Regions from separate parts of the Homo sapiens genome. Here region 2 is linked to region 1. A link is a loop called in an ENCODE intact Hi-C map of the cell type or tissue named here. Cell type or tissue: endothelial cell of umbilical vein. All regions are shown on one strand. Links, peaks and the distances in the headings refer to the core of each region. The heading gives the core; the rest is flanking DNA. Region 1 overlaps LIN28B (lin-28 RNA binding posttranscriptional regulator B). Region 2 has its middle 22 kb from the start of PREP.

Region 1 (11,224 bases), core at 1,446-9,445:
ATACTGGCTGTCTTTGGATGAGTGTTTCACCTGGTATAATTTTATTATCCTTTTGAATTTAACTTTTCTGTTACCTTATGTTTAGTGTGCCTCTTGTAAATGTCGTATATATTAGTCTTCATTATTTATTTTGAAAATTTTAGTCTTGTTTTTTATTTTTTATTTTTTTTTTTTTATTGATCATTCTTGGGTGTTTCTCGCAGAGGGGGATTTGGCAGGGTCATAGGACAATAGTGGAGGGAAGGTCAGCAGATAAACAAGTGAACAAAGGTCTCTGGTTTTCCTAGGCAGAGGACCCTGCGCCTTCTGCAGTGTTTGTGTCCCTGGGTACTTGAGATTAGGGAGTGGTGATGACTCTTAACGAGCATGCTGCCTTCAAGCATCTGTTTAACAAAGCGCATCTTGCACCGCCCTTAATCCATTTAACCCTGAGTGGACACAGCACATGTTTCAGAGAGCACCGGGTTGGGGGTAAGGTCATAGATTAACAGCATCCCAAGGCAGAATAATTTTTCTTAGTACAGAACAAAATGGAGTCTCCTATGTCTCCTTCTTTCTACACAGACACAGCAACAATCTGATTTCTCTATCTTTTCCCCACATTTCCCCGTTTTCTATTCGACAAAACTGCCATCGTCATCATGGCCCGTTCTCAATGAGCTGTTGGGTACACCTCCCAGACGGGGTGGCGGCGGGCAGAGGGGCTCCTCACTTCCCAGAAGGGGCGGCCGGGCAGAGGCGCCCCCCCACCTCCCGGACAGGGCGGCGGCCAGGCGGAGACGCCCCCCACCTCCCTCCCAGACGGGGTGGCTGGCCGGGCGGGGGCTGCCCCCTGCCTCCCTCCCGGACGGGGTGGCTGCCGGGTGGAGGGGCGCCTCACTTCTCGGACGGGGCGGCTGCCGCGCGGAGGGGCTCCTCACCTCTCAGAGTGGGCGGCCGGGCAGAGACGCTCCTCACCTCCCAGACGGGGTCGCGGCCGGGCAGAGGCGCTCCTCACATCCCAGACGGGGCGGCGGGGCAGAGGTGATCCCCACATCTCAGACGATGGGCGGCTGGGCAGAGACGCTCCTCACTTCCTAGACGGGATGGCGGCCGGGAAGAGGCGCTCCTCACTTCCCAGACTGGGCAGCCGGGCAGAGGGCCTCCTCACATCCCAGAAGATGGGCGGCCGGGCAGAGACGCTCCTCACTTCCCAGATGGGGTGGTGGCCGGGCAGAGGCTGCAATCTCGGCACTTTGGGAGGCCAAGGCAGGCGGCTGGGAGGTGGAGGTTGTAGCGAGCCGAGATCACGCCACTGCACTCCAGCCTGGGCAACATTGAGCACTGAGTGAACGAGACTCCGTCTGCAATCCCGGCACCCCAGGAGGCCGAGGCTGGCAGATCACTCGCGGTTAGGAGCTGGAGACCAGCCCGGCCAACACAGCGAAACCCCGTCTCCACCAAAAAAATACGAAAACAGTCGGGGTGGCGGCGTGCGCCTGCAATCGCAGGCACTCGCAGGCTGAGGCAGGAGAATCAGGCAGGGAGGTTGCAGTGAGCGGAGATGGCAGCAGTACAGTCCAGCTTTGGCTCGGCATCAGAGGGAGACCGTGGAAAGAGGGAGGGGGAGGGGGAGGGAGAATTTTAGTCTTTTAATTGGAGTCTTTAATCTGTTCACATCTTGTTTTTTTTTTTTGAGATGGAGTTTTGCTCTTGTTGCCCAGGTTGGAGTTCATGCGATCTCGGCTCACCGTAACCTCCGCCTTTGGGTTCAAGTGATTCTCCTGCCTCAGCCTCCCAAGTAGCTGGGATTACAGGCATGCATCACCACACCTGGCTAATTTTGTATTTTTAGTAGAGACAGGGTTTTTCCATGTTGGTCAGGCTGGAAGTGCAGTGACCTCAGGTGATCCGCCCACCTTGGCCTCCCAAAGTGCTGGGATTACAGGCATGAGCCACTGCGCCTGGCCTCATTTACATCTTATGTAACAATTAATATTACTTGGTTTAGGTCTGCAACCTTGCTATTTGTTTTCAAGTTGTTTTTTCTGTTATTTGTCATTATTCCTTCTTGCTTGCTTTTGGATTAAGTTTCTGTTGTGTGTGTGTGTGTGTGTGTGTGTGTGTGTTTTTTTTTTAAACAGGGTCTCACTCTGTCACCCAGGCTGGAATGCAGTGGCATAATCATGGCTCACTTCAGCCTTAACTTCCCAGGCTCAAGCGATCCTTCCACCTCAGCCTGCTGAGTAGCTGGGATCACGGTCATGTGCCACCACATCTGGATAATTAAAAAAATTTTTTTTTGTAGAGATGGGATCTCTCTATGGTGCCCAGGCTGGTTTTGAACTCCTGTGCTCAAGTGGTCCTCCTACCTTGGCCTCCCAAAGTTCTGAGATTATAGGCATGAGCCATTGTGTCTGGCCTGATCAAGTATTTTTTACTACTCTTTCTTCTCTATTAGCTTTATACTTTTACTTTTCTCAAAATTTTTTTTAGTGGTGACACTGGAGGTTACAGTGTGCGTCCTCAATTTATTTCAGACAACTTTGAATTATTACTTTTTTACTCTCCCAAGAATCTCATGGTGTCTCTTGAGTTGTTTCTTTTAATATAGTTGAATTTATCAACCTTCATACATGATTTTTGCCTTTTGTATTTTGTTTCAGAATTATTTTCTTACTCTGAGATTATTAAACTGTTTTTTTATCTTATTTTTAAAGCTTTAAAATATTTTCTTTAACATTTAAAAGTCCCTGAAGTTATGTGTTTATATTAATATTATTAAGACTAGTTTTGCTGTTGGGGCCCAGCATGGTGACTCATGTAATCCCAGCACTTAGGAAGACTGAGGTGGGAGGATCACATGAGGCGAGTTCAGGACCAGCCTGTGCAACATAGCAAGACCCTGTTTCTACCAAAATAAAAAATAAAAATTAGCTGGGCATGGTGGAGAGGACCTGTAGTCTGAGCTACTTGGGAGGCTGAGGCAGGAGATCACTTGAGCTCAGGATTTCGACTGTAGTGAGCTGTGATCACACCACTGCATTCCAGCCTTGGTGGCAGAACAAGACCCTTTCTCAAAAAAACAAAACAAAACAAGATTTTATTGTTGAATAAATGGCCATTGTTTAATTTGTTTGTTTCAGGCTTTTAAAGTTAAGAGCTTTGGCTGGGGGCGGTGGCTTAGGCCTGTAATCCCAGCACTTTGGGAGGCCGAGGTGGGTGGATTGCTCGAGGCCAGGAGTTCAAGACCAGCCTGGCCAAGATGGTGAAACCCTATCTCTACAAAAATACAAAAACTAGCCAGGTGTGGTGGCATGCATCTGTAGTCCCAGCTACTTGGGAGGCTGAGGCACAAGAATCCCTTTAACCTGGGAGACGGAGGTTGCGGTGAGCCGAGATTGAGTCACTGCACTTCCAGCCTGGATGACAGAGCGAGATTGTCTCAAAAAAAAAAAAAAAAAAGTTAAGACCCTTAATTTTGTGAGCGTCAGTACAAATAATAATTCCAAAAGCAATAAACCAATCATCTTAGAAAGTTACTTTTTCTTAAATAGTATTGAGCAGAAAATATTTATCTCTAAAGGTATCATTAAACTATACCAGTTCTTGATAAAAATATATATATATATTTTTGAGACGGAGTCTCCTTCTGTCGCCCAGGCTGGAGGGCAGTGGCGCAATCTCGGCTCACTGCAAGCTCCGCCTTCCAGGTTCATGCCATTCTCCTGCCTCAGCCTTCCAAGTAGCTGGGATTACAGGCGTGTGCCACCACACCCGGCTAATTTTTTGTATTTTTAGTAGAGACGGCATTTCACTGTGTTAGCCAGGTTGGTCTCGATCTCCTGACCTCGTGATCCGCCCGCCTCGGCCTCCCAAATTGCTGGGATTACAGGCGTGAGCCACCGCGCCTGACCGATAAAAACATTTTTTAACTTTTAACGATACTTTTAAGTGAAGATCTGTGGCAAAATAAAATTGTTTTACTAAGAATTAGCAAATCAGTTATTTAACTTATCCATTCAATTTTGTTTTCTGCCAGGCATTGTGTTAGCTATTTAGGATTTAAAAATGGATTCAGTCATGGGCTCTGTCTTCAAGGACCTTGTGGTTTGGAATAGGAGAGAAAGCTATAAATCGTTCATAAAAGTGACATAGATCCTGTTGGGAAAATTTGTATATTGGAATCCCAAAAGGGGAGGTTTTTCATTTGTCAGGGTGTTAAAAATATTATGTAAGAGTCGATTATTAATTTGAGCCTTGTAAGAGAAGGGTCTTTGTCAGGCAGTAATTCTCAACAGAGAAGGCATTACATTCAGAGCCAGGCATTTTTAGAACATTTTAAATAGTTAAGTGTGGGCAAAGGATGAGAGGACGGTGTGAGACAGTTGGTTGAAGAGGTAAGAGGGATGGAAAGGTTGGCCTTAAACTTATTGAAAGGTCGGCTTTAAACTGATTCACACGGGGAGCCTTTGAAGGATTTTAAGCAGACAAGTAATTTGAACAGATTTTCACTATAAGTGGTTCTTGCTGTATTGCAGACTGAGTTATCCCTAACTGGAAAATCTCAAATCCAAAATCTTCCAAGATCCAAAAATTTTTGAGCACCAACTTACTGTCCAAAGGAAATACTCACTGGAGCATTTTGGATTTTGGGGATTAGGGATGCTCAGCTGGTAAGTATAATGCATATATTTCAAAATCCCAGAAATGTCCAAAATCTCAAACACTTCTGGTTCCAAGCATTTTGGATAAGGGATACTCAGCCTGTGTATTGAGGATGCATTTAAGGAAGGTAAGAGAACTGCATTTCTAGGAAAAGGGTAAAGGAGGCCTTAACCAAAGCAGTAACACTGGAGACAAACAGGAACATTAGAGATTTAAGGAGAGTATACTTAGGATTTGGTAGACTATTGGTTGTAGAGGGTGAGAGAGGAGGCAAGCATACGAGTGACTTATTACATTTCTAGCTTGAGTTGATTGAGTGGATCGGAGAGACAGAAGCATGAGAATTATAGTGAAGGAGAGGGATCCTCAGATTTGGGGGGGCCAGATATAAAATCTGTTTTAGAAATGTAAGTATGCAGGCCCTGTGACCATCCAGTTGGATATATTCATGTGGGTCTGAGAACTCAAGTCTAGGTTCTAGTTATAGATATGGGAATCATCAGATTTAAGTGGTAGTGAAATAGAAAATGTAGAGTGGGAAGAAAAGAATCCAGGAATAGAACTTAGCAAAGTACCAGTAAATAAGAGGGATTAGTGACATACTTTCTTCATAGTGATAGAAAGATATAAATGTTTAGATCCACAAGAAGCATATCTTCTGTTTCGGAAGTAGAAGGCAAATATATATGTGCGTTTAATGGAAACATTTTTACTCAACAGCATGTAAATAAATACATGTAATAAGAACTGTAAAAACATGATGAACTAAATATAAACTAAACTAAAAAAAATAGCTAAAGCCAAACTAAAAGTAGCTTGGGCTTATATAATGAAGGGAAACTTCTTAGATAACTATGTCTTCTGAGTAAGGTTTAAAAAATATTTAAAAATTATTTTAAAATTATATACTTTATATATATATATATAAAATACACATATATACATACCCCACTAGAAACACATGTGAATCAAACAAAATCAGGTTTATAATTTGCAGCAGTGTGAGACACGGCACATCATGTGGAATCTTGTAGCATCTCAATAAGAGGGCGTTAAAAAGGACTTATGGGACTTGAGTTTATGTTAGGGGATTTGCAGAGGGTTAAGGAAGCAGGGATTTGCTCTGGACTGGATGCCATCAGAAAGCAGGAGTCATTCTGTGGTTGGGTATCTTAACAATTCTTATCTAGAAAGAGGAATATAGCAGGGCTAAAACTAGAAATTGTTAAACAACTTTATTAGCCAGAAGAGGGGAGTGTTTGATCATTTCTGGTTTGGACAGTGTTCTTGTTTTTGTCTCTGTTCAGATAAGGTCACAGAATGTTCTTGTCTGATGTTAGTGTTCTCTGAAATTGTTTATGTTCAACAGAACACTCTTGGCCTAACAGATAGTGCCAAGACAGCTCCTGACTGTGAAGGGCTGCTTCTGTCTTTCTCAGTATATAACAGTGATAAGTGAAGAGAAGAATTTAGCAAAGGCTTAGAGGCAGAGACAAATGTTGGGTGTTGTTAGGAAGTGCTCTAGTAAGTCTGTATTGGGAATACACTAAGGACAGTAATTAAGGAGGTGTAGAGGGGTAGTAAAGTAAGGAAAAACCAGGTCGTATATGGTTTTAATTGATAAACTTTGGAATATCCTTCATGTAGATTCCTTAACCAGGTTGTGGTATGATGAAAATAGTGTTTGTGGACAAAACTCCCCCTTAATTGTTTAATGAACATTTTACCTTGCCTATAAGTCTATTTCAAATAACTTTATTTTTCTTAAAAATGTTTGTCCAAGCCAGGTAAGGGGGCATGCACCCGTGGTCCCAGCTACTTGGGGGAAGCTAAGGTAGGAAGATCACTTCACCCCAGGAGTTTGAGGCTGCGTGAGCTAGGAATGAGCTATTGCACTCCAGCCTGGGTGACAGAGTGAAACCTTGGTTTTTAAAAGGAAAAGAAAGGCCGGGCACAGTGGTTCATGCCTGTAATCCCAGCACTTTGGGAGGCCAAGGCGGGTGGATCATGAGGTCAGGAGATCGAGACCATCCTGGCTAACACGGTGAAGCCCCATCTCTACTAAGAATACAAAAAATTAGCTGGGCATGGTGGCACACACCTGTAGTCCCAGCTACTCGGGAGGCTGAGGCAGGAGAATGGCGTGGACCCGGGAGGCAGAGGTTGCAGTGAGCCAAGATCGCGCCACTGCACTCCAGCCTGCGCGACAGAACGAGACTCCGTCTCAAAAAAAAAAAAAAAGAAAAGAAAAAGAAAAGAAAAAGTTTGTCCATAAAATATTTTTACATGGTTATAATTTTAATTTTATTGTTATGATATATAAATATTGTGATTTATATAGTATTTCGTATATATAGATAAGATGGAGTGAAAGGAAGAAAAGAATAAAAAATTTGAACCTTGATGATGACGAAATTGAACTGTATCTATATGTATAGTTTCTCAGTTGCCCAATATAATATAGTACCAACAAAAATATGTAACACCCGCCCCCCCCCGCCACACACACACGTTATTTCTATGAGATAGCCTGAAAGTTGCAATATAGACCTGACTGCTAAAATGATAAAATGTTTTCAGGTTGAGAGGTTTGACATTTGGTGATGATGATAGAGAATAATGATGGTAGAATTTCTAATGGTAAGAAGCTCATACTTGTACTGAAATCAGAATTTATAATCTGCACATGGCCGGGTTCATATCCCATAAAAATTAGTCTTAGCACATTAGCTAAGGCTGACACTTCCGGGTTTATATGCCTAGCATCCCCATTAGTGTTGGTGTCACTCATGGGAAGCAGCAGTAGCCTTTTTTCCTTAATTTATTCCCTTGTGCCTTTTTGATGAGCTTGTCTTCTTCTACATGCTTTTGAAAAGACTGTCTTATTTATATACAATAATAAACTGAGGAAAAAAAGGTTTCATTATTGGAAAAGCCTTATTGTTGAAAGATTGTTTTAAACCCTTTTATGCTGTAAAATTAAGTCCTTTTGTTATCCATTTAACTTGTTTTAGTCATAATTAGAATAGTTTTAGCTAAAATGTGTAATACTGATCAAACCATACAATAACAGAATATTAAAATAAACATACCTAATTCAAGACCCATGTTTTTAAGAAGTGTTTCATGTTATAAGACCCCACAAGGTTAAAACCAAGAAATAATTGAAGTTCATTGCAGTAAAATTTAACCTATTATGTAATTGAAGTCCTGTGACTATATTTTATTCATAAAGCATAAAGTTCAACTAAAAGAGGGATGTAAATCTGTTAACATTTTATTATCATTTTGTTTAGATTTTTCAGTGTTAAACAGAACATACTTAACAATGAGCTTATTCCAAAATAATTTAGGATTAGCTGGTTTAATTTTATTCTTTGTATAATAGTTTATTGTTAAAATATAGACAATAATAATTTGTGATTTTAAAATTTGTTTACCTTCACCATTTATATTTAACTACTTTTTTCTCTCCGTACTTGCCAGCTGTGTCATGTTACAACTGCCTATATAAAAAATTAATTTCTTCTTGTCCATTCATTTCCTCTTAGAATCCAGTATCATTTATCATTCACTGATGTTGACATTTAAAGTCATTTTTATATTTAGATAACCTATTATTTATAAAAGTAATGATGGCCATTTAATGAGTGAAATATTTTATTCCAAATATATTTTAATGTCATCAAGACAGTTTACTTACACATTGGGGTCTAAAATATTTAACTAAAGTGAGTAAATTATGTATAAATTAAGTATGTATGTACGGTAAACCAGGTAATTTTTTGGGTATTGTGCATGACTAAGGATCTTTGTCATTTTAACTATATTTTTATTACTAGACTTAAATAGCTTGTAGAAACTTCTTAAGTAATTGAAAGGCCAATTGCAAAGTAAGAAAATGATTTATAATGTACAGACAAAAGATTTAAAATCCTTGCAGTATATAGAACTTTTGAGAATTAGAAAAAACAAGCATCGTTATCGAAAATGGGCAAAGGACAGGAATATGGAAATTCATGAAGATATAAATATAGAAATTAAAGAACTGAAATTTGAAAGCAACATTTAGTAGATGAAAGTTTGGCAATGTTATTATTTTATTTATTTATTTATTTTTTGAGGTGGGGGCTAGAGTTCAGTGGCATGCTCATAGCTCATTGCAACCTTGAACTCTAAGGCTCAAGAGATCCTCCTACCTCACCCTCCAGAGCAGCTGGGACTATAGGCCTTTGACACCACTTCCAACTGATTTTGTGTTTTTTGTAGAGATGGGATCTTGCTATGATTCCCAGGCTGGTCTTGAACTCCTGGCCTCAAGCAGTCATCCCACCTCAGTCTCCTAAAATGTTGGGATTCCAGGCATAACCCACCTAACCCAGCCTGTTTTAATGATAATACCTAATACTAGCAAGGTTGCAGAGAAATAATTTGTAATGTATATCAAAAGCATGTAAATTAGAATGGATATGCACAAAGATATTTATTATAGCACTTACAACAAAGAATTAGAAACATGTTCATCATTAGGTGATTAAATCATGAACATCAATGTAATGGCATGTATATTGTGTAGCCAATTTAAGTTATTTGTTTGTTTTACCCTGTCTTATGGTGCTGAACAAAGGAAGTTCTTTTTTTTTGGAGACGGAGTTCGTTCTTGTCGCCCAGGCTGGAGTGCATTGGCATGATCTCGGCTCACTACAACTTCTGCCTCCCGGGTTCAAGTGATTCTCCTGCCTCAGCCCCCGGAGTAGCTGGGACTACAGGCATGTGCCACCATGCCTGGCAAATTTTGTGTTTTTATTAGAGACGGGGTTTCTCCATGTTGGTCAAGCAGGTCTTGAACTCCCAACCTTAGGTGTGATCCGCCTGCCTCGGCCTCCCAAAGTGCTGGGATTACATTGTTAACTGTATTCAGAAGTTCTTTGATTTCCTTGGCACTCCTTTTGAGGACCACCAGGGAAGGGGAAAGCTGAGCACATTTCCATTCTGCTTCAACCAGAATGTTTTGTCTCTATTTTTTTAATACAGAAGTTTCAAATAAGAGTTTACCTGCAAAAATGGTGGGGGAGGGGGCACATTTGGCTGCTAAAACCATGGTCTTAAAATGTTCAATTCTATGCATGTTATCTTCCTAAATGAAAAAAGTATAGTATGAAACATTGGGTATAGAAGGAGCCATGTTTAAAAAAACAGTTATATCTCCATCTCTCTGTGTGTATGAAAAAATGCAAGTTTTCTATACACACAGTTTTTTATAGTGGTAACAGAGTGGTAAAAAAATAAAATGGTCACAGTAGTGTGGTGGGATTTCAAGTTGTTTTTTACTTTCTGTTTTTCTTGTCTATATTTTCTAAAATGAATGGGTAGTATTTGTGACGATTAGAAAACAAAGCAATAGCAGTCACTTATAAATACCTTTAAAATGTTGGCACATTTCCATGCAAAATTCTATTTTAATGCTGGTCTGGTCAGAACTAGTTTTGCCTGTCAAGACTAATTGTTCAAGAGACCTTTTTATATAAAAGAGCTATGTTGTAACTGGATTTCTGTTGCACTAGTGTTTTAATTTAATAGGTAAAATAATTTAAATAATAAAGAATAAAAATTTAAAATATTTATTAAATTAAAAAAATAGAAAATCCTTCCTTAACCTAGAATAATAATCACTAAATATAAGATTTACTATATGCCAGTTGTTCTAAGCAGTTGACATATATTCACTCATCTAATTCTTACAACAACCCTAATTCAGAATTACTGTTATGTACAGAAAGCTGAATTAATATGACCAAGGTCACACTACTGATTCAAACTACCTTAGATGTTACTTTTGTATTCCGAGTTTCACCTCGTTGAACTCCAATTCAGACAACTAATTCTTTTAAATTTTAAAAATAGTTTATAGATGGCAGATGTGAAAACATATATATATTGACATTTATGTGTATATTTTATGTTATTTGTATTTTCAGTTTTTTAAAATCATCTTGTTAGAAGCCTTTGACCAACAGCTGTTGTTACTTCACTCATTGCTACCATCATATGCAGATAGTAAACAAGAAGATCTTCTAGGTTGATCAGATGCCCTTTCTTATTAAAATATTTTTGAAGTTTTGTCTGTGGTAGCTTTGACCCTGAGTTACTATGTATATTTTTAAGCAAGCTGACTACCACAATTATGTGGGGTATGAACAGTGTCTACATGCTCTGCCTGTGGAACACATATAAATCATTTGGCCTTGGGATATACATAAATCACACTTTTTTATACTGAAGATGACTGTCAGTGATGTTTATGCCTGACTTATTTATGATGGTAACTAACTTCATTGGACCATCTATCTACATATTTTCTTATCTACGACCTTGTGGGTCTTCTCAGAGCTAGGTGAGAAAGCTGGGAGAAATCAAGAGTGCATTTGGAGACTAATAATCGCTATTTATATGCTTTTTTCCTACAGCAGATAGTCAGTGCATTTCCAAAATACTGTTTAGGTTTGATAAGTATCAGGAATAAAAATATTACCAGGATTCTAAGGGAAAAGGGACATGTGTAAGAGAACGGAAGAAT
Region 2 (11,224 bases), core at 1,684-9,683, 430 kb after region 1:
TGAACTCCCATTCTCAATTGCTACAAAGGAATAAAATACCTAGGAATCCAACTTACAAGGGATGTGAAGGACCTCTTCAAGGAGAACTACAAACCACTGCTCAAGGAAATAAAAGAGGACACAAACAAATGGAAGAACATTCCATGCTCATGGATAGGAAGAATCAATATCGTGAAAATGGCCATACTGCCCAAGGTAATTTACAGATTCAATGCCATCCCCATCAAGCTACCAATGACTTTCTTCACAGAGTTGGAAAAAACCACTTTAAAGTTCATATAGAACCAAAAAAGAGCCCGCATTGCCAAGACAATCCTAAACAAAAAGAACAAAGCTGGAGGCATCATGCTACCTGGCTTCAAACTATACTACAAGGCTACAGTAACCAAAACAGCATGGTACTGGTGCTAAAACAGAGATATAGACCAATGGAACAGAACAGAGGCCTCAGAAACAACACCACACATCTACAACCATCTGATCTTTGACAAACCTGACAAGAAATGGGGAAAGGATTCACTATTTAATAAATGGTGCTGGGAAAACTGGCTAGCCATATGTAGAAAGCTGAAACTGGATCCCTTCTTTACACCTTACACAAAAATTAATTCAAGATGGATTAAAGACTTAAATATTAGACCTAAAGCCATAAAAACCCTAGAAGAAAACCTAGGCAATACCATTCAGGACATAGGCATGGGCAAGGACTTCATGTCTAAAACACCAAAAGCAATGGCCACAGAAGCCAAAATTGACAAATGTGATCTAATTAAACTAAAGAGCTTCTGCACAGCAAAAGAGACTACCATCACAGTGAACAGGCAACCTACAGAATGGGAGAAAATTTTTGCAATCTACTCATCTGACAAAGGGTTAATATCCAGAATCTGCAAAGAACTCAAACAAATTTACAAGAAAAACACAAACAACCCCATCAAAAAGTGGGTGAAGGATATGAACAGACACTTCTCAAAAGAAGACATTTATGCAGCCAACAGACACATGAAAAAATGTTCATCATCACTGGCCATCAGAGAAATGCAAATCAAAACCACAATGAGATACCATCTCATACCAGTTAGAATGGCTATCATTAAAAAGTCAGGAAACAGCTGGTGCTGGAGAGGATGTGGAGAAATAGGAACACTTTTACACTGTTGGTGGGACTGTAAACTAGTTCAACCATTGTGGAAGACAGTGTGGCAATTCCTCAAGGATCTGGAACTAGAAATACCATTTGACCCAGCGATCCCATTACTGGGTATATATCCAAAGGATTATAAATCATGCTGCTATAAAGACACATGCACACGTATGTTTATTGTGGCACTATTCACAATAGCAAAGACTTGGAACCAACCCAAATGTCCATCAATGATAGACTGGATTAAGAAAATGTGGCACATATACACCATGGAATACTATGCAGCCATAAAAAAGGATGAGTTCATGTCCTTTGTAGGGACATGGATGAAGCTGGAAAGCATCATTCTCAGCAAACTATAGCAAGGACAAAAAACCAAACACCGCATATTCTCACTCACAGGTGGGAATTGAACAATGAGAACACTTGGACAAAGGAAGGGGAACATCACACACCGGGGCTTGTCGTGGGGTTGGGGGTGGGGAGAGGGATAGCATTAGGAGATATACCTAATGTAAATAACGAGTTAATGGGTGCAGCACATCAACATGGCACATGTATACATATGTAACAAATCTGCACGTTGTGCACATGTACCCTAGAACTTAAAGTATAATTAAAAAAATAAAAGAAAAAGTACTTAATTTCACTAGGAATCAGGGAAATGCACATTTAAACCACAGTGTGGTATCATTACAGATCCACTAGATTAGAAACAATAATTCTGGGCCGGGCGTGGTGGCTACAGCTGTAATCCCAGCACTTTGGGAGGCTGAGGTGGGCAGATCAGGAGGTCAGAAGATCGAGACAATCCTGGCTAACACGGTGAACCCCGTCTCTACTAAAAATACAAAAAAGTAGCCAGGCATGGTGGCAGGCACCTGTAGTCCCAGCTACTCGGGAGGCTGAGGCAGGAGAATGGCGTGAACCCGGGAGGTGGAGTTTGCAGTGAGCGGAGATTGCACCACTGCAGTCCAGCCTCGGCAACAGAGCGAGACTCCGTCTCAAAAAAAAAAAAAAAAAAAAAAAAAAAAGATACAATAATTCCGAAAATACCAAGTATAGGGGAAGGATGTATAACAAGAGAGATTCTTCTCATGCACTTCTTGAAGGAATGTAGATTGGTAAAACCACATTGAAAAGCAGTTTTGCTTTGCCTAGTAAAGTTGAAGATTCATATATGTTACATCAGTAATCCCACTCAGGTATTTTTAAGAGAAGCTTATGGGCATGTGCACCAGGATATACATACAAGAATGTTTATGGCAGCATTTGTGCATAATAGCACCAAACTAGAAACCAAACTTATGTCCACCAATAGTAGATTGAATAAATTGTTGAGTATGTACACAATGGATTATATTATACACACTATTTTTAAATAATAACTACAGATGGTCTCCAACTTATGATGGTTTAACTTATCATTTTTTGACTTTACAATGGGTATATCTGGGTATTAAATGCATTTTTGGCTTACAATATTTTTGACTTATGACAGGTTTATCAGGAGATAACCTCATGGTAAGTTGAGGAACATCTGTATTGATATTTGCTTGACTTTAACAGAAGAAAAAGAAAAAGTAAAACTGATGGAATTGCTGAAACTTCAGATAGACTTTTCTTTAAAACTAGAGATGTTAGGCCAGGAGTGGTGGCTCATGTCTGTAATCCCAGCACTTTGGGAAGCTGAGGTGGGCAGATCACGAGGTCAAGAGATTGAGACCATCCTGGCCAACATGGTGAAAACCTGTCTCCACTAAAAATACAAAAATTAGCTGGTCGTGATGGCGCATGCCTGTAGTCCCAGCTACTTGGGAGGCTGAGGCAGGAGAATTGCTTGAACCTGGGAAGTGGAGGTTGCAGTGAGCTGAGATCGCACCACTGCAGTCCAGCCTGGCAACAGAGTGAGACTCCATCTCAAAAAAAAAAAAAAAAAAAAATCTAGAGATGTTAGTTCTCAAAAGAGCTCTTTGGAGGTAATATTATGAAAAGTAAACAGAACTGCATTTTCCTCTACTTTTTTAGGAGCATCAGTTTAATAAATAATAGTACATATAAAATCATAATGCTATAGTCTTTATGGAATGTTCTTATGTGTGTGCATGTGTGTGTTCTTACTTAAGTACAAGTTTAAACCTCAGACAGTATTTATTGATTTCTTATTTTCTGTCCACTCAGAAAGTCATGGTGGACATGGATTGTTTTAAATTCATGTTTAATTGATCTTGAATTTTCTGGCATAACCCTGGTATCAGAGATACAAGTGGTCTAAGACTACTCTGTGGGCCTGTTTTGTCAACTTATCTGTCATATAATGGAGGGGATGTTTTCTCTAGATACCCCGCTGAGCTGCTGACAATTCAAAGTTCCCTTTGGAGGTCTTGGGGACCAGAGGCTGGTCTCATTGGCCAGTTACATGTGGCAGAGGGAACGAGGGGCCCTCCTTGGAGGCAATAGGACACCCTTTAGGTTGGAGACAATACTTAAAGCCATGCTATGGGACCAAGATCCAAGAACCTGGTTAGGGTTTGAAACCTGCCAAATCTGAAAGTTCCAAAGGCAGACACCAAATTTAGGGTATGAGATCCAGAGTTTGGGGCCTGGAAAATCAAAGCTTTTGTGAATTGTGAACTGTAAAACAGAAAAGAGGGACTTGGAGAAGGTCCTGAGTAATTACTGCTCACAGAACTTAAAGCATTCACAATCTGCCATGACATGCTATTTAGGGACCAGCAAGAAAGCAAGGCACAGGTGGTTCTGCAGTAGTAAAAGCTTGAGGTGGATCACTAGTAAGCATGCTAACTGCCATGTAATGTAAGGAAATCTCCATTTTTATAGACAAAGTATTCCATAGCCTGCCAGTAGGAAAGCTCCTTTGACCCCTCACTGAGCGGTCACTCAGGTCTTCAGGATGTCTTTCTGCACACATTTCTTTCCAAGAGTTAGTGGAGTGAGGCTTCTGGGTTTATACTGGTGTCTTACAGTTGCAGTGTTTCTCAGCACTTGCCATCTACTGGCTTAAGGGACAGCAATTCTGAATGCCCCCTAGGACCTCTTTTTACAGCTTAGACTGGGCAATAAACTCAAAGAAAAAACTCACAGTAAAAATAGTTCACTTGTCCCCTTCTCTAACCCACATATGGAGACAAAACAAATTTCTCATAATATACCAACACTTTTAAAAGTGGAAGCCTAATGATTTGAATTCCAGTGGGTAAGGAAGGAAGCAATGTTTTTATGTCCTCTCCACCTTGGAACAGGGTGGGCTATTTCTCCATTTATGTGGGCTGGCAGCAGATGGGGAGGTAAGGGCTTCTCATGATCCACAGCACCACAGTGCCAGCCCCCTGTCAAGCCTATATCAAGAAGAGGTGTGCAGGAGAAAGCTGAGTGTTAGGATTTCACCTGGGCAGAAGAATCGGGGGTGCCAGTTGCAGATTCCCGAAAGAGTGACTGTGACTTGTTGTGGTCCTTTTCCTGTTCCTGGAGTCAGAAAAAAGGGACCAGCTGCTTACTGATCCATCTTCTTTGAAATGAAGTGGAGATTAATTCCTAATTGTTCCACTTCTCATACCTACACATCACAAGTGTAGGTTCACTCCTGATCATTTCTGTGTGTTTTGTATTGTACTGTATTGTATTGTACTGTATTGTAGACAGGGTCTTTCTCTGTTGCCCACGCTGGAGTGCAGTGCTGACCATTTCTTTATCTTTTCAAGGCAGCCCTGATCCCACAGATAGTCCTTCATCCCTTCTTCACTAACAGCCCCTCAGTACTGGATTCATACTCTCTTTAAGTCCCAGCCGTTTGAGGTTTCAAAGTTTGCTACACTGCCCTCTGCTGGTCTGAACTCGGATTTACCCTAAAATGGGGGGCTCCCATTGCCAAGTACTTGAAGTTCACCCTAGATAAACGGCTTCATCAATCTCTATAGCACTTGATTTCCTTTCCTTATCTGGTGAAGTTTCCTATTCATATAGAACTTAGAGATGCTTAGGCTCTTGGACAGTTTCTGCAAATGTAGCATGAGGCTCTTGGAAAGGGAGACTTCTCTGCTTAAGGTTACTCCCTGGCTCCTGGCTTAATCTTTTCAGTGACATTTAATTCTACGGCCAATATCTGATGTTTACTCTTGTTTCTAAGCCATGGATCCTTTCTTGGTCCTCGAGTACGTTAGCCAATATGTCACCCAGATCCTTAAAAAGAGTTAGGAAACCATTCCCTGAGGTACCCTAGAAGTCTGCAGTGATACCAGTTGCTTCCAGTCTATTCTGATGAATACTGTTCCTATGAAATCACTGGTGCATACCACCTACAACTGCCAAGATCACTCATCCTGTGTGTTTAACCCAGGACTGTCTGCTTCCAGTCTGCTTTAGAAATCACGTACAAATATTTTTAAAAATATTATCTACTAATAAGGCAATCTCTCATCACAGTACAGTACAAACACAAGGTGTGTTATTAAGGATTTATCTGGCACCACAAAATTTGCCATAAAACTTCAAAGTCTTAAGAATAGGATTATCTAAAAAGCTCAACATCACTGATCATTAGAGAAATGCAAATCCAAACCACAATGAGATATGATTTCATGCCAGTCAGAATGGTGATCATTAAAAAGTCAAGAAACAACAGATGCTGGTGAGGCTGCAGAGAGATAGGAACACTTTTTTCTGTTGGTGGGAGTGTAAATTAGTTCAACCATTGTGGAAGATGGTGTGGCAATTCCTGAAAGATCTAGAACCAGAAATACCATTTGACCCAGCAATCCCATTACTGGATATATACCCAAAGGAATATAAGTCATTCTATTATAAAAATACATGCATGTGTATGTTCATTGCAGCACTATTCACAATAACAAAGACATGGAATCAACCCAAATGCCCATCAATGATAGACTGGATAAAGAAAATGTGGTACATATACACCATGGAATACTGTGCAGCCATAAAAAGGAACAAGATCGTGTCCTTTGCAGGAACATTGATGGAGCTGGAAGACATTATCCTTAGCAAACTAACACAGGAACAGAAAGACCAAACACTGCATGTTCTCACTTATAAATAGGAGCTGAACAATGTGAACACATAGACACAGGGAGGGAAACAACACACACTGGGGCCTGCCTGGCAGGGTGGAGGGCATGGATGGAGGGAGAGCATCAGGAAGAATAGTTAATGCATGCTGGGCTTAATACCTAGGTGATGGGTTGATAGGTCTAGCAAATCATAAGGGCGCATGTTTACCTATGTAACAAACCTGCACATCCTGCGTGTGTACCCCAGAACCTAAAATAAAATAAAATAAAAAACGTAAAAAAAAGAATTTTCTTTGCCCTCTATTCCTTTTTTACCTTTCTTGACTTACCTCTTCAGAATCTATTCTCTTAGAACATTTGGTTTTGTGTGTTTGTGGCTGTATACCTACATACCTTTCCATCATTGCCATTAGCTTCTTTCCAACAAGCTTTCACAAGTCTAAGAATTCTTGATTAGATTTTTTTTTTATTTTGCTGGCCTACAGGATTTGACATCCCACTAAAATCTTCTATCCTTCAGATGAACACTTTAGCCCCCAATTCTAAACTTGACTGGATGTTACTCTGTTTGCCTAAAATATTTCTGATTTATTCATATCAGTTTTAAGGCACGTCCATTTCTTATATGTATTTAATTGTTTTATTTAAATTGATCTTTCTGGGTTTTTCTAATTATCACTTATAAGAAAAATCATGCTTCTTATGCATATGGAAGTACATGTTGGAAAATGGATAAAAGAGCCATTTTAAGGATAAAATGCAAATAGTGCATCAGGCCTCAAAATTTCACTTTGAGTTTTCCCTTTAATAACAAAATATGGCCAGGCATGGCCTATAATCCTAGCCTTTGGGGAGGCTGAGATGGGAGGATCACTTGGGCCCAGGAGTTCAAGACCAGCCTGGGCAACATAGGGAGACCCTGTCTCTATAAAAATTTTTAAAAAATTAGCCTAGCATGGTGGTATGTGCCTGTGGTCCCAGCTACTCAGGAGGCTGAGGTGGGAGAATCACTTGAGCCTGGGAGGTTGAGGCGCAGGTGACAGAGCAAGACCCTGTCTCAAGAACCAACTGACCAAACAAACAAAAATATAAGTCTTTCTCAAAAAAGGTAGTCACTTAACAGATATATATGGGTAACACCTATACACAGGACACTGAATTAAACATGGAATTATAAAAAGATGAACATATGTTGACTTGTGCTCAAACATGATCTCAGATTACTATATTAGGATTTCGATGGCCACTTCAGGAGCAAGTCTTTCATTTAATAAATATTTATTGAGTGCTTACCACATTCCAGGTACCATGCTAGAAGCTAGAGATTTATGGAGCCTGGATTTGGGAGGTAACTCTAATCTAGTGCAGTTGGATCTATAGGACAGGATGCTGTGGGAGCACAGATGTCATCTAACTTCGTCTTGGAGGGATAGAGAAGGGTGACCCAAGGTAGTAATGTCTAAATTGAATTTGAGAAATGAGTAAGAAGTAACGAGGTACAGATCAGAAGTAGCGGGGGTGAGCAGCTAGGTGCAGAGTTTAAGGGAGCACCCTATGGAAATGCTGAGGGCTGTGTACAAGGGATGTATGTGAAGGAGTGTGAGAGTTTGGTATGGATGGAGCCTGCATTAGTCTGTTCTCACGGTGCTAATAAAGACATACCCAAAAACTGGGTAATTTATATAGGGAAGAGGTTTAATTGACTCACAGTTCAGTATGGCTGGGGAGGCCTCAGGAAACTTACAATCATGACAGAAGGGGAAGCAAACACATTCTTCTTCTCATGGTGGCAGGAAGAAGTGCAGAGCAAAAGGGGAAAAAACCCATATAAAACCATCAGATCTTGTGAGAACTCACACACTATCACAAGAACAGCAGCATGGGGGTATGCGCCCCCATGATTTAATTATCTCCCTCTGGGTCCCTCCCACCACACATAGGGATTATGGGAACTACAATTCAAGATGAGATTTGGGAGGGGACACAGCCAAACCATATCAGAGCCTACAGAGCAATGTAGGAGTCAGGAGAGATGAAGCTGGAGAGGAAAATTGGTCAAATCATGCAAGTCTCCTATATTCATTGATGATAGGGAACTAGGAGAGATATGCACTGGCTTTATAGTAAATGGCTCCTATAGTGTGTGAGTCAGATAATGTCACAGGCATGATACAAATTATAAGCAGGGTAGGCCTTGCTGCTGCAACAAAGATCTACAAATTCAATGACTTAGAGAACAGAAAGTTTATTTCTTTCTCACTTCATAGGACTGAGTGGTTTCAAGTCAGCAGCTAGAAATGGGAAGAGGAGAAGGTGGGCTCTGCTTTTTGCAGAGACCCCGGCTGACTGCAGCTGTGCTATCTTTAACCCATTGTTTCTAGCATCACCACCCCAGGAAACTAGAAAGAGAAACGGGATTGTAAGTAAGTGGCTTTTATGGGCCAGGTCTGAAAGTAGCACGTACTGCTTCTGTCACATTCCATTAGTCAGAAACCGGTCACATGGTTACACCATATTGCAAAGTACCCTGGAAAATGGAGCCCAGTTTTGTGCTCAGGAAGAAGAGAAAATGGATTTTGGGGAATAGTGTCTGCCACAGTGCTGGAGGGAAGAGCTGGTGGGCTATGAATCAGAACCATTGCTCACTCCTTCTAAGAGCCCTTTCTCTAGTTGCCTCTGCTTATCTCGTAGTCCTGGTCTTCTTTCAATTCCATTTCCCTTATGCAAATACATACAGGGCCTCTTGGATTATTTATCTCAACCCTAGCTACTTGTCATTCCTCAACTAAGATTCATGTTTGATCAATCTCCTCTGACTCTCAGCACAACAGGCTGTTTGCTTGCCCAGCTCAGCCTGTTTTAAGGAGAGAGTCCGACCTTGCTGGTCAGTTGGGGAAGCCAGAAATGCTGGTTGGTAGGTGGCACTCAGCAAGACACTCATTCCAAAGCAACACACACGTAATGAATGCAAGGATTCAGTCACGCTCAGGAGAACACAACAACACTGGCTCCCTTGACCTATTTCCTCAAGACTAAACTTTCAAAAGAGTAACCACACCCAGGCTGACCAGGGAATTGTTAAAAACAGGGATGTCAGCATGCTCTGATCTGACTGCCAACAAAAATATTTCCTTTGTGTTGATGCTTTCTTCATACTGCACTCAGGAAGGGCAAAGAAGTTTGACCTGTCTGGGTTGGAGAGCCCGGTGAACCACTCTCCCCAGGGTTTCTCTCTGGGAGTTACAGAAAGAGGCCTGCATGTTGTTTCTTTCTAATGGGAGTTGAGGCTACCACTTTCATAACCACCGATTAGTCCTATTTGCTATTAGGAAATCTCAGGGCTCTCCATCAAAGGCCTCATTGTTTGGATGTTTTTTTTCTTTCACTTGTGTCACTCTGCTAAGGTACGCTTTCACTCAGCAGTGTCTTCTGGGTCATTTTTATAATGCTGTTAAAGAGAGGATGAAAGTGCTAGAATCAAGAGTTGGAGATACCACTCCTCACCAAGAGTTTAAAACCGACATTGAGCGGAGGTGAGGAGGGATGGGGAATTTGTTGATGAATTTGTATTTATTTGTGTATGTCCCTTGGGTTTGTTTCCTTTTTGTCCAAATCCAGACATTTAAAACTCATATGTCTACGCTCATGATTTATAGAGATCTTCACTGTCATGATAAGCAAAATAGGAAGAAAAGGAAAATAAACAAATAAAAAATAAATAAAAAGGAATTCTGAGTGTTAGGGCTTTTTATTTCTGTCTTCATGTAATATATAAGCCTCATAGAAATACAGGTAAGGACTTGATTTCCTCTAAAGCCATTTCAAGCATTATAGTATATGAGAAATTTGCATTTTAATATTGTCTAAAAACATCGTGTTGTTATTATTGACCACCTGATTCTTAGCCATATTTCAAATTAAGCTAGCCATATGAAATAGTAGTTCTTCCATTAGTAATGCCATCTCTTATTCTTAGTCTTTTTTTTTTAAGGATTTCACTAAAACATTTATTCTAAGAAGCCCTCTTTCATTCACCTCGATTTGACTGGGATTATTTCTTTAAATTTTACATTTGTATCCCAGATGTGGCAAGGCCCTAGGACCAATCAGGATAGTCCAGGTAATGTTGAGGTAATGATCCCAGAATCTCAGTGGCTTAAATCAGCAAAAGTGTGTTTCTCCTTCGTGCTCCAGGTCCAGTGTGGCTCAGCACATGTGGAGTCACTCAGGGACCAGATCCAGATCCACAGAGGCTCCATCCTAATGTGTTCCGTAAGCATCCTGTTAGAGTGAAGAGAACGTGGTGAAATACATACTGACTTGGAAAGCTTCTATCTGGAAGTGGTGTGTCACCTCTGCTCATGTTTTTTTGGCCAAAGGAAGACACATGTTCACAATTAACTGCATATCAATAAGTAGCAAAGGATAGGTTAAATTAACAAACACTCCCGTCCATATGAGTAAGTATCACAGTTTTAAAGCATTCTCTCAGACATTTCAGCAAAGGATAGGTTAAATTAACAAACACTCCCGTCCATATGAGTAAGTATCACAGTTTTAAAGCATTCTCTCAGACATTTCAGCAAAGGATAGGTTAAATTAACAAACACTCCCGTCCATATGAGTAAGTATCACAGTTTTAAAACATTCTCTCAGACATTTCAGGGAGGTTGGAAGGGTAGGTTAATAATTTACTCATTCTATATATAGGGAAACCAAGGCTTAGAGAGATTTTTTTTTTTTTAAGGTCAAAGAACTTTCCTTTAGATTAGCTAATCATGATTACCAGTTTTTTTTTTTTTTAAATCTACAAATTTTCAGCATTATATTTTGTAATGTGCAAATTGATAAGCACCAATTCTGTGGCACAGATCTGGTGTTCAGAGTAATAGAAACAAAACAGCATTTGTCCAGCTATGTCACCATCAGCAATTGAGAGAAGTCTAAGCCCATTTCAGAGTCTTCCATCTGAACTAATCCCAGGAGTCACAAGGATGCTTACTATGTACTAATAAATGTGGTCAGCCAGGTG

What was found. A loop is a pair of places that touch in the nucleus more often than their neighbours do. Peaks named below come from ENCODE experiments on the same cell type or tissue, not always from the same donor. Only the 100,000 strongest peaks of a DNase experiment are listed, where the experiment ranks them.
Region 2: it touches region 1 in a loop (5-fold over the local background); 3 of 110 quality-filtered maps call a loop at or near these places.

Annotation. Positions count from the first base shown.
Region 1 is chr6:104,990,408-105,001,631 of GRCh38, forward strand. The region is part of intron 2 of LIN28B (lin-28 RNA binding posttranscriptional regulator B); the gene reads left to right. Among named protein-coding and RNA genes, the nearest start is that of LIN28B, 39 kb to the left of the region's middle. In endothelial cell of umbilical vein, for the core only: no CTCF peak of the experiment used is centred there; a DNase peak (open chromatin) is centred at 5,954.
Region 2 is chr6:105,419,381-105,430,604 of GRCh38, forward strand. No RefSeq gene overlaps it. Among named protein-coding and RNA genes, the nearest start is that of PREP, 22 kb to the left of the region's middle. RefSeq lists an enhancer at 5,041-5,090. In endothelial cell of umbilical vein, for the core only: a CTCF peak has its summit at 4,990 (motif pointing left); DNase peaks (open chromatin) are centred at 4,961 and 9,241; H3K27ac peaks cover 787 bases; H3K27me3 peaks cover 140 bases.